Regions from separate parts of the Homo sapiens genome. Here region 2 is linked to region 1. Evidence: chromatin contacts called from ENCODE Hi-C or POLR2A ChIA-PET data. All regions are on one chromosome and are shown on one strand. Each heading gives the region's core, a stretch centred on a gene start or an enhancer-like site at or near the end of the contact. The rest is flanking DNA. Distances are from core to core; before and after follow the strand shown.

What was found. Hi-C counts contacts between places; a loop is a spot of excess contacts on that map. ChIA-PET counts read pairs that join two places held with the same protein, here RNA polymerase II (POLR2A). Pooled maps may share reads with other maps.
Region 2: POLR2A ChIA-PET joins it to region 1 with 16 read pairs in WTC11. The contact joins the promoter of ADSL here to the promoter of MGAT3-AS1 in region 1. A Hi-C loop is called at or near these places in 1 of 50 pooled maps. POLR2A ChIA-PET finds 5 or more read pairs at or near these places in 3 of 52 experiments (AG04450, WTC11 and activated naive CD8-positive, alpha-beta T cell).

Annotation. Positions count from the first base shown.
Region 1 is chr22:39,473,786-39,479,665 of GRCh38, reverse strand. MGAT3-AS1 (MGAT3 antisense RNA 1) reads left to right here and starts at 2,844. Exons shown (of 2, transcript NR_126469.1): 1 at 2,844-3,208; 2 at 3,727-3,859. The region is part of intron 1 of MGAT3 (beta-1,4-mannosyl-glycoprotein 4-beta-N-acetylglucosaminyltransferase); the gene reads right to left. RefSeq lists enhancers at 719-1,220, 4,858-5,787.
Region 2 is chr22:40,343,539-40,349,418 of GRCh38, reverse strand. It overlaps ADSL (adenylosuccinate lyase), which reads right to left and starts at 2,919. Exons shown (of 13, transcript NM_000026.4): 1 at 2,708-2,919. The coding sequence starts at 2,860. RefSeq lists enhancers at 1,864-2,376, 2,377-2,890, 2,891-3,404 and silencers at 2,577-2,666, 5,047-5,219.

The DNA.
Region 1 (5,880 bases), core at 1,595-4,094:
ATGATAAGTGCTAGCTCTTCTATTATTATTCCCCAGCCTGGCAGAGAAGAGAAAGAGTGAGCCTTTGGGTGGGGACACACCAGAAGCAGAGGCTTGGAGGTGAGTCCCTGGCAGGGCCTAAGCCTAGGTGGGTGCTGTCCTATCTCAGGGCAACAGGGAGCAAAACCTAAACCTGCTGTGGGGAGGGGCCAGGGGCTGGGAAGCCACGCCTCCTGAGACTCCAAGAAAAGGGGGGCTTGAGGCTCCACCCCCACCCCGCTGCCAGACACCCCGTAAGTTGTGCCCAGCCCCAGGGGCCTGTGACTTTTTAAATTTTTTTAGACAGGGTTTTGTCTTTCTTTGTTACCCAGGCAGGCTGGAGTACAGTGGGGTGGTCAAGGTTCACTGCAGCCACAAACTCCTGGGTTCAAGTGATCCTCCCACCTCAGCCTCCTAAGTAGCTGGGACTACAGGTGTGTGCCACCACTCGGCTGATTTTTTAAACATTTTTTTGTAGAGAGGAGGTCTCCCTACATTGCCAAGCTGGTCTCGACCTCCTGGGCTCAAGTGATACCTCGGCCCCCCAGTGTTGGGATTGCAAGCGTGGGCCACCGCCTCTGGCCGGTCCTGGGTCTGTTGGGATAGGTGGTAGAGCATGGGCCAGGTGCTTCCTGGCAGCCAGGTGATCCTGGAAGAGGGAGGCTGAGGCTGACCCAGGATGGCAGCAGGCAGGCCTCAGGCAGTGGCCATGGCCTGGAGGGTCTGAGCTGGACAGATTTCCTTCTTTCCCTCCCTCTTCCCACTTCTTGTGCCATTTTTCTCTAGCTCTGCTTGGAAGCCTGACGGGCTGTGAGGGAGGGAAGCTGATGAGCCCAAACTCCATGACCCAGCCATGACCTCATAGTCAGGACTCAGGTGGAGCCCAGCCAGGGGCTTCTGGCCAGGGAGAAGGGAGGTGCTCTCTGGAGGCCACTGGCTGTGATGGTGGGAGCTGGCCAGGCAGGTAGCAGCCTCCCAGGTGCAGACTCACACTGACAGCTGTCGCTTGGTGAAGGGCGGCTCCTGTGGAGCTCTCCGTGGTCCTGAGCTTGCCCGTGCTGGCCAGAGTCCTAGCTCAGTCCCCAGGGTGCCCTTGGCTGGCCTCACCCTGGCCCCTGCCACCCACCTCCGTGGTTCAGACGGCTCATGTCTTAACAGCCGGTTCCCCTGTCCACCACCCTCTGGCCCCTTCTCCGCCTGCCCCTCAACACCTGATGTCTGGCGTCTTCAGCTGGGGGACAGCCACTGGGCACTCCTCCAACTGGGAGAAGGGGCCAGCTGTCACATGTCCAGCAGTAAAGCAGGCCCAACACCCAGTGGGCACTCAGGGCATCCCTGTAATGTCCATGAGGGGCATTTTGGAGGATGCCAGAAACAACCTCAGTCTCTACTTCTGGGCAGGAAGTAGCCCATCCACTGCCCCCAGCCCTGGTACACCTTGGGGTGGACCCGCACTACCTCTCCAGGAGTTAGTTCAACTGTACGAAAGGGCTTCGCGCTGAAGCCCGTCTCCCTGTGCTCACCTTCCACCCGGCCTGGTCCTGCCCCATGTGACCTAAGGGCTCTGCCACCTCCAAAAAGAAGGCAGGAGGCACATCTTTGCAGCAATCCCTGCCATGTACAGCAGCTCCTGGGGCACAAGGTAGGCCAGTGGCCACAATGGCCAGATCCGAACACTGCTTGTGGCCTTGGCAAGTCACTCTGCCTCCCCGTGCCTCAGTTTCCCCCTCCACGATACGGAGGTATAACCGTTTCTGTCTCACAGGGTTGTTGTGAGAGTTGAGTGAGTTAATCCCCGCAAAAAGCTAGGGACCATGCCTAAGCACACAACAGATGCTCAGGACACGCCGGCTCCACTGTTACTGGAAGTCTGGAGGATTTGGTTTGAATCCCAGTGCCATGACTTACTTGCTGTGTGCCCTTTGGCAAGTTACTTAGCTTCTCTGGTCCTCAGTCTTCTCCGATCTAAAAGAAAGATGTCACCCTCTGTTTTGCAGTCCTGTGGGAGACCTGGCTGAGCCACGGTGTCAAAGCATTCTGCATGGAGCCTGGCCATTGGCAGAGGTTCTATAAATGCATGGTTTTTTTTTTTTTTCTTTCCTTCCATTTGGGTTTCCCGCTGGACGACCAAATACAGATGACCCCCTGAATATGCCAGGCCTTGCTCCTGACCGGCTTTATTTCCTTTAAGAAAGGTAACAAAGACACCTTTGTTAAGGTACAAAAGGAGGTGGGCCAATTGCGGGGCTGCTTCACCCTGACTGGCACCCTCAGCCTGTAGGGCCTTTCTCAGTAACTCACCAGGCATTCAGGACCTAGGCCAGAATCTGCGGAATCCGGCCCAGCCGAGGCCTGCAGACTCCTCTCCTGGGTCCAGAGGGCCTGCAAGTAAGAATTTGGTCCAAGGCTTCACCCCAGGCCAGTGCCTCTGCATGTCCACTCCCACGGGCCGCCCATTCCAATCCCTTTGGGCTGCTAGAAGTTCTTCCTTCTGTTGACCTTCATCAGTTTCCCTGGAGCTTCTGCTACTGGTTCCTTCCCTGGGGTATGGCAGAGGGAGTCGGCATCTCAGGAGTCAGAAGACAGTGAGCACCTCCCCGGACTCTGAAACTAAATGCAGCTTGAGGTTTCAGGATCCCACATGGGGAGACAGGTAGAGGCGGTGGCTGCAGAACATGGCCGATCCTGGAGTCCCGGCGAGACTGAAGAAACAACTGCTGCTCTGCTGTCCTCCCCTCTCATCATCTGACTCACTCCTTTGACTGACAACCATCCACAGGGACGCCTACACAAAGTGGTCACTCTGCAGTCGACGTATCATCCCAGCTACTGGTGGTCATCGGGGACGCAGATATGTGTGTCTCCATTTTGCAGATGAGGACATGGAGGCCTCAAGAGGTTAAGTGACTTGCTCAGCCACACACAGCTGATGGGAATGAAACAGACGGAAACGGAGACTCCCCAAGCTGACAGGCGGACTACAGATCTGGGGGTTCTGCTCCAGGCTCAACACAAGTGGCCTGGGCGAGGGAGGGCCTGGTAGACCATGACACCCAGCATCGAGGAATTCTGCTTCCCCAGCAGGCTCAGAAGGAAGAAGTCTGCTTCAGGGGCCAGGCCTGGTCAAAGACTCCATCTTCCCTGGATGGCCAGAGTCAAATCCTTGCAAATCCCGTTCACCATGGAGCAGGTGAGACAGCTTCTGCTGTGCCCACCCATGGATGAAGAAACTAGGCCAACAGAGGAGAGACAGAGCTACAAGGGGAGCAGTTCTTAGATTAGGCAGGCAGGGTTCAGGAAAGACAGGGTGCCCAGGCCACCAGAATACCCACGAGAGTCTGGGCCTCATGGAGTCAGCCCCACTCTCTGCTGGCTCAGCTCCAGGGTGGAGGCCTTGCCAAAGGCTCAGCCCAAGACCCATCCCAAGAGCCCTTTCCATGGCAACCCCACCCCTCCCCCACCTCCAGTCCCTGTGCACCACTCTCTCCCCTCCAAACCCATCCCCATCAGCTGATCCCAGCTCCCTGCAGGCTGCCTGAGGACTTTCCCACGGAGTGGCCGGCAAGTGCCTGGGAAAGTTGGTTCCCAAAGCTGGGATCTACCCCTGCTAGGACTCCACCCCTCCTGCACTGGTCACTGGTCCATTCAGGACATCAGCTCCTCATCCCCAGAGGCTCATTCCATAATGTTTTTGTTTTTGTTTTTTAGAGACGAGACCTATGTTACCCAGGCTGTATGTGAATTCCTGGACTCAAGCAATCCTCCCATCTCAGCCTCGTGAGTAGTTGGGACAAGTCTCACACCACCATACCCAGCTTAATTTAATTTGAATTTTAATAGCTGCATGCTCTAGTGGTTCCTACGTTAGACTGTGCAGTTTAGACTGAACGGAGAGGGCAGGAGGCAGGGAGTCAACCGGGTCCATCGTGCCAGCACCGCTGGAGAGATGGGGCTGCACTGAGGGAGGACCCTCATGGGGACAGTCACAGAGCTGGAGCAAGGGAGCATCCCAGGGCGCCAAGCCTGAGAGACGGCCCGTGATGAAGGGGAGGGCCAGGGGCGGGGCAGTGGTGAGCTGATGCCAAGGTCTTGGCTGAGAGAGGCTCATAGAGCATTGGTTAACTACAGGAGGGAGGGATGCAGCTCTGGGGGGCTGCCTGACACCAGGGTGCAGGGGCATTAGGCAGGTGATTGGCAGAAGGAGACCTCGGGAGGGGAGGTGGGCTAAAGGTGGGCCTCAGGGCCCGATACACAGATGTACAGACACATCCCATGGACTGGTCCCATGGGCACTGAGGACAGCTCTTTCCCAGCCAGGTCCCTGGAACTCCCCTCCAGGTGCCCCAGGACCTGAGAGAGAGGTGGAGTGAAGGGGGAGAGAAAACAAAGCCCAGGGACTCGCCCCCAAAAAACACAATCAAGAAGATGCTCCCAGCTTTTCAATTTCAGACACTGAGCTCCTCGCAAGATTTTGTTGGAAGGAAAGCTTCTACAGTTAAAAAAAAAAAAAAAAAAAAAAGCCTGGCAAGCCCTGCTGTGAATTCATCCCTCACTCCACACCAGCAGGGAGATGGAGGCCCTGAGGAGGGGGTGATTGGTGAAGGCCGCACCACAAGCAGAACCCAGGCCTCTCTGACTCCAGGAAGGCAGGGGCGCTGGGCTGGGGCTTTTCCATCTCGGATCCTCAGTCCCCAGTCCAGGCAGAGAGGGACCTTATCAGGGAGCAGAGGGCGGATGTCCCAGCCGGGGCTAGTGGTGCATATGCACATTTCAGGAGGGCCCGAGGGCTCTGACTGCCTCTTACACACAAAGCCTGGAATGGAGAGATGTAAACTTGGCCTGGGGGAACAGGCCAGGCCAGAAGTGAGCAGTGGCTCCTGCCCGAAGCACCCAGAGCAAATATTCAGTGAATGTTTGGGATTAGCCAGAGGAATGAGTACTGCTGGTGGCATTTCAGGCACAGGGCTCTTTATCTCTCAGGGAGAGGAAAAGGGTCCCCTCTGCAGGGCCACACATGACCACAGACCTGCTGTGTGCAGAGCCAGGAGGCAGTGGGAGCCCGTGAGGGCTGGGCCAGTGTGCAGGGAAGGTGCTTGGGGCTGTGAGAGGGTTGGGGGTGATGTGAAGACTGTAGCACTACTGGCCTCGCTTCATTCCACCCCCACAGGCACACAGGGCCTCAAACTCGCAGCTGGCAAGTGACAGCAGCAGAGTCCACACCCACCTGCGGCCTTGGGGCTTCTCAGAGTTTCAGGGGCAAAGTCCAGGCTGCTGCCTTCAGCCTTGCCCAAGGCAAGGGTCCCTCTCACCCCCACTGCCATCAGGACCCCATGGGCCTGCCATTTTCAGGTCACAGGGCTCTCCAGCTCTGGTAGATGATCGGATTCGCTGCCCAGGAAAGCTGCATCTGCCCATCCTGCCAACCTCCTAAGCCCCTCACCAGCCTGAAACCATGTGAGCACCCCGGTGGCACACTGCAAGGCCAGGCTGAAATTATGTTTCCCAGAGCCCAGAGTTCCCTGCAAGGCCAAGGGTACCCAGGGCAGCCCTTCCCACCACTACCCAACTCCAACAGGAACGGGTCACCCTGGACAGTGCGCCGTGTCTGGGTCTCCTGCAGCTTAAAGGAGGCTCAAGGTCCAAAAAGTCAGGAAAACTCCAAGGTGAGGCCCAGACTCCAGGAGGCTCCGGAGGCCCTGGATCCTGACCCACACTGCAGAACCTTGCCCTGATCTACCCTGGAGCTGGCACTCCACATCCATCTGCCCCCTGCCCACACACCTCCATCCAGGCTGCCCTCCTCATCCATCCCCCCTCCTCCCCTTAACTTCCATCCCCCCACCCCCATTATTTTCCCCTAGC
Region 2 (5,880 bases), core at 1,670-4,169, 870 kb before region 1:
TGGGCAACAGAGTAAGCCTCTGTCTCCAAAAAAAAAAAAAAAAGAAAGCTCCAATAAATAAAACAACAACATAATCCTGCTCTTGACTGTTCCTTCTGCCTGAGACCTCTGCTTGGTTCACTCCCTCACACATTCTGCTCTCTGGAATCAAATGTCATCTTCTCAAAGAGGTCTTCCCTGACTTCAATGTAAAACACACTCTGTGTCACTTGGTTTTATTTACAGCACTTATCACCACATGACATTTTTACATATTTATTAACCTGTCATTTCCCTCTAGAATGAATACTTCTTGAGGAGCTTTGTTTTATTTATTGCTTAATCCTTAGTGCTTGGCATGATGGTGGCCATTTTACTTAGATGGATTTACAGAAACCAAATTTAGAAATTCTGTAAGTAGTTTTGCCAGGAAATTATATACAGCAAATGAGTGCAACTGAAAGCAATTCCAGGAGATATTGATGAGAAAATAAACACATTGATGTCTTACATTCATCCATCACTGGAAAAATTAGGCTGCAAAAAATAGCTGGCAGCCCACAGGCAGCTCGGAACTTAGATCCAAGGGCTGAATACAAACAGTGGTGAAACTGATTTAAACCTCACTTGAAACTTGCAAACAGTGACTCCGGGAAGGATCTTGCATCTTAGATCTTTTTTATCCAAGAAAGGAGCTACTAGCCAGATATGGCTATTTAAATTTAAATTGATTAATTAAAAAGTATTGGAAAATATTTATAAGTAAAAAGTCAGGCCAGGTATGGTGGCTCACATCTTTGGGAGGCCAAGGTCGGTGGATCGCTTGAGTCCAGAAGTTCTAGACCGCACTGGAAAACACAGTGAGACCCATCTCTACAAAACAACACAAAAATTTGCCGGGCGTGGTGGCGTGCACCTCTAGTTCCAGCTTGGGAGGCTGAGGTGAGAGGACAGCTTGAGCCCAGGATGCAGAGGTTGTAACGAGCCAAGATTGTGCCACTGCACTCCAGCCTAGGCGACAGAGCCAGACCCAGTCTCAAAACCTAAATATATAAATAAAAGTAAAAAGTCAGTTTCTCAGTCACACTAGCTGCATTTCAAGTACTCGGCAGCCACATGTGGCAGAACTGCCTGGAACCTTTACAGTCACAGAAGACATGACACCTCTGGGCTCCTTCCAAAGCAAAGCAGCAGAGGGCAGCACGGCCATACTGCTTCCTCCCCTCAAGCAATTTATCTTTTCAAAATTCATACTTTCCTTACTACAAATTTTCTGCATTCCTCCTAATCTCTTATTCTCCAAGTTTTTTCTTAGCTACTAAGTTATTATGCAATTTATGGTAATTTTGACACCCTAACAGATAATCCAAAGCCAAAATTGTATGCATTTTAGGCCAACACAAAGAACACATACTCAGACTCTACATTCCAATTCCAGCTTGAAGCCATTTACTAGCTTTGGCGACCCTGGCAAAGTCTTGAGTACCACTACCCTCATCTACAGAATAGAATATCAGATGAAATAGAAAGAGTACACACTAGTACATCACAAACCACAACACATGATTAAGGTCTACTACTATCGCTATCTACGCCAAGAGTTTATTAAGTTGATGCTTCATTCTTCCATCTGTAAAACAGGTACAGTCATAGTATTTCATACCTACTCTTCAGGGTTGTTTGGAGGATTAATAAGCAACCATGTGTAAAGGGTTAAGACCTGGGTCTCAGAAGGCACTATCTGAATGTCTGCTATTATTGTAGTGTATCGCCCAATATTTTGGAGGGCAGTGATAAGGGGAGGGAGGGAATCTAGAATGAAAGTTTCCTGTTTGGAGAGTTCCATGGTACAGGTCCTAGGCCCGAAGTCAAATTGTTTCCATGTTTACTGTGCCGTTTGAGAGGGCATTGCCAACTTGCTCGTTGTGGCACTTTCCTCTGAAACTTGAGGAGAAACATTATCGCTCTCTGGATCACCTTCAGTTTGCTTCAACTCTTCTGGAGCTATTTCTGAAACCGCTGGGCTAAGAAGTTCTCTATGCAGCCCTTAGAAAAGAAATTATAAACCCCGTTTAATAAACCCCTACCCGGAGTCTTCTCCTAAGAGGCAAAGCGGAGGCCAGTGAGGCAGAAACGGTGGCCTAGAAAACAAGCATTCCAGTCCTGTCACTAACTACACAGGCACTGTGGAAAACCAAGGGGCTACGTGCTCAGCTCAGGCTCTGGAGTGCACCCAGGTTCAAATCCCAGTTCCGTTCTTAATAGCTGGATGGGCTAGGGCAAACAACAAGCTGTCCGGGCTTTGTTCTCCCCTGCAATGTGGGAAAAACACCATCAAGCCTGCAAGATCTTCATGGATTACACAAGAAAAGATTAGTGAAATAATGAGCACAACAGTACGAAACAAGCGCTCGGTGTCTGTGGTTAGCAGCGTACTCCTGCGGGGATGGCCAAAATGAATTCCCTGAAACTACAGGCTGAATTTCTCCCAGCCTCCTCCGCGTCTCGAACCCTCTCGGACTGAGAACACGTGAGGCAACAGGTGGCGGCTCCCGGATCTCCTGCCCTTGCTTTCCTGGGGCCGCAGCTCCTCAGGACAGGGAACACCCAGCTGAAAATAGCCGGGCCGCAGCTCCGGGGTGGCTAAGCCCAGCCCGGAACAGAGCCCGGCACGTGCTGGGGCGGGCCCGTCCCTCCCGGCCCAGCCCCTCAGCCCGGGATCCGTTACCTGCTCGGCCTCCGCCAGCCACAGCCACAGCTGCCGCCATGTCCGGAATTTATACCTGTCGCTAAACACGAAGCACATCTCCGGGCTGGCATAGCGGGAGGCAAGAGGTGAGCGGTAGCTGTCGGGCGAACCATGATCGCCTCCAGCCGCCATCCCAACCCTGCGACCCCGCCAGGGTGGACTGGACCAGGGAAGAGCGGAAGCGGAAACCTGGAGGCCAGGGCAGGACGGGGCGGGGCGGGACTTCCTTCACGCGGTCTCGCTCTCTGGGTTCCGGGCGCCCTGGGCGCTGCCGGCTGCGGAGAATCTCCGCTGCTTCTGCCTGAGAATTGACTTGGTTCGCTTCTTTGACCAGAAACATGATTGATGCTTCCTACGTTACTTAGCCGCGCTACACTTTAGTTTTCCTGTCTGAAAAGAGGTACATTAAGACTTCCTTGGCCGGGCGCGGTGGCTCACGCTTGTAATCCCAGCACTGTGGGGGCCCCAGACCGGAGGATCGCTTGAGGCCGACAGATCGAGACCAGCCTGGGCAACACAGGGAGACCCTCCCGTCTCTAAAAAACAAAAAGCAAAAAAAAAAAAAAAAAAAAAGGCCTGCCTTTCGGGTTGTGCGGATTCAGTGTTAGAGCGGTGTCTGGCACACTTGGAAGGCCGTGTGTACGCTTGCTGTTACTCTTATTACTGTCGCCCCACCCACTCCTGCCCGCGGCGCACCGAGCTCGGCTCTAAGGAGAAATGAAGATACCCAAGGGAAATCGGCATTTACTGCGCCCCCAGTGAGCCGGCTGCGGTGGCCTACGCCTGTAATCCCAGCACTTCGGGAGGTCGAGGCAGGCAGATTTCCTGAGCTTAGGAGTTTGAGACCAGCCTGGGCAACACGTGAAACCCTGTCTCTACTAAAATACAAAAAATTAGTCGGGCATGGCGGCCTGTACCTGTAGTCTCAGCTACTTGTGAGGCTGAGACAGGAGAATTTCTTGAACCCGGAAGGCGGAGGTTGCAGTGAGCCAAGATCGCGCCACTGCACTCCAGCCTGGGCGACAGAGCGAGACTCCGTCTCCAAAAAATAAAAGAATTAAATAAATAAATAGAAATAGAAACACTCAAGTGGCCCCCCCCCTTTTTTTTTTTTTTGACAGGGTCTTGCTATGTTGTTCAGTCTGGAGTGCCAGTGGGGTGATCACACAGGAAAGGGTTCATCTGGAGCTGTAAGAGCCAGGTGTCTCAGCTGGGCACGGTGACTCACGCCTATAATCTCAGCACTTTGGAGGCTGAGCTGGGCAGATCGCTTGAGTCCAGGAGTTGGAGACCAGCCTGAGCAACATGATGAAACACTGTCTCTACAAAAAATACAAAAATTAACTGGGTATGGTGGTGTGCACCTGTAGTCCCAGCTACTTGGGAGGCTGAGGTGGGAGAATCACTTGAGCCCAGGATGTTGAGGCTGCAGTAAGCCATGATTTTGCCACTACAGCTTAGGCAACAGTGAGACCCTGTCTCAAAAACAAAACAAACGAAAAGAGCCGGGTGCCTGCACCCTCTCCACCTGCACTTAACTCCTAGCTCTCTGCCTTTTACGTGAGGAATCTAAAGACACTCAAGCCAGGTGTGGTGGCTCACGCCTGTAATCCCAACACTTTGAGAGGCCGAGGCGGGAAGATCGCTTGAGCCCAGTACTATGCTGCTTTGAAATTACTTGTTTCTGAGTGCCTTACTAAAATGAGACCTGTGGAGGAATTCCAATTTTAACTCCCAGTTTATTTGCTGAGAGTTAACTTCACTTTTCCAATAACCATAATATTTCTAGACTATTACAAGTACATGATTAAGGGCCAGGCACGGTGGCTCACACCTGTAATCCCAGCATTTTGGGACGCTGAGGCAGGTGGATCACCTGAGGTCAGGAGTTGGAGACCAGCCTGGCCAACATGGTGAAACCCCATCTCTACTCAAAATACAAAAATTAGCCAGGTCGTGGTGGCAGGTGTCTGTAATCTCAGCTACTTAGGAGGCTGAGGCAGGAGAATCACTTGAACCCAGGAGGTGGAGGTTGCAGTGAGCCGAGATCGTGCCACTGCACTCCAGCCTGGGCAACAAAGTGTGACTCCAACTCAAGAAAAAAAAAAAAAAAGTACATGATTAGATCTCAAGGCTTCAAGATCTTTTCTTTGACAATAACTTCTTTTCCAGTCACCTTCCCATTCCTGCTTTCATTCACAGATTCACTCAAAAACCTATGGAGCACCCATGACAGTGTTCTCCCTCCACACCTCTGGGCTTTCTTAGATGCTGAGTGACCTCCCGGCTTCTTTTTTTTTTTTTTTTTTTTTTTTTTTTGAGACAGAGTCTCGCTCTGTCGCCCAGCCTGGAGTTCAGTGACATGATCTCGGCTCACTGCAAGCTCCCCGTCCCGGGTTCACGCCATTCTCCTGCCTCAGCCTCCCTAGTAGCTGGGACTGCAGGCGCCCACCACCACACCCGGCTAATTTTCTGTATTTTTTTTAGTAGAGATGGGGTTTCACCGTGTTGGCCAGGATGGTCTCGACCTTCTGATCTGCCCTTCTCGGCCTCCCTAAGTGCTGGGATTACAGGCATGAGCCACCGTGCCCGGCCTCTTTTTCTTTTATTTATTTATTTATTTTTTTTTAAGACAGAGTTTCACTCTTGTTGACCAGGCTGGAGTGCAATGGTGTGATCTCTGTTCACCGCAACCTCCACCTCCCGGGTTCAAGCGATTCTCCCTCCTCAGCCTCCTGAGTAGCTGGGATTACAGGCATGCGCCACCACACCTGGCTAATTTTGTTTTTTCGTTGTTTTTTTTTTTTTTTTTTTTTTAGAGACGGGGTTTCTCCATGTTGGTCAGGCTGGTCTTGAACTCCTGACCTCAGGTGATCCACCCACCTTGGCCTCCCAAAGTGCTGGGATTTCAGGCGTGAGCCACCACGCCCGGCTGGATGCTGAGACCTCCTGGCATCTCTTTCAAAACTCTTACCAGAATTCAGTGTTGCTTGCCTTGCTCATTGATGGCAAACTCAGTGGGGCAAGAGATCATGTCTGTGTTCCTGGCACTGAGCCCCAAACCTGGCATAGCATAGGTGCTCAGTAAATGTTTGCTGGATGCATAAATGCTGCCCCAAAGGAGCCTAGCCCAGTAAGAGAAATAACGCCCA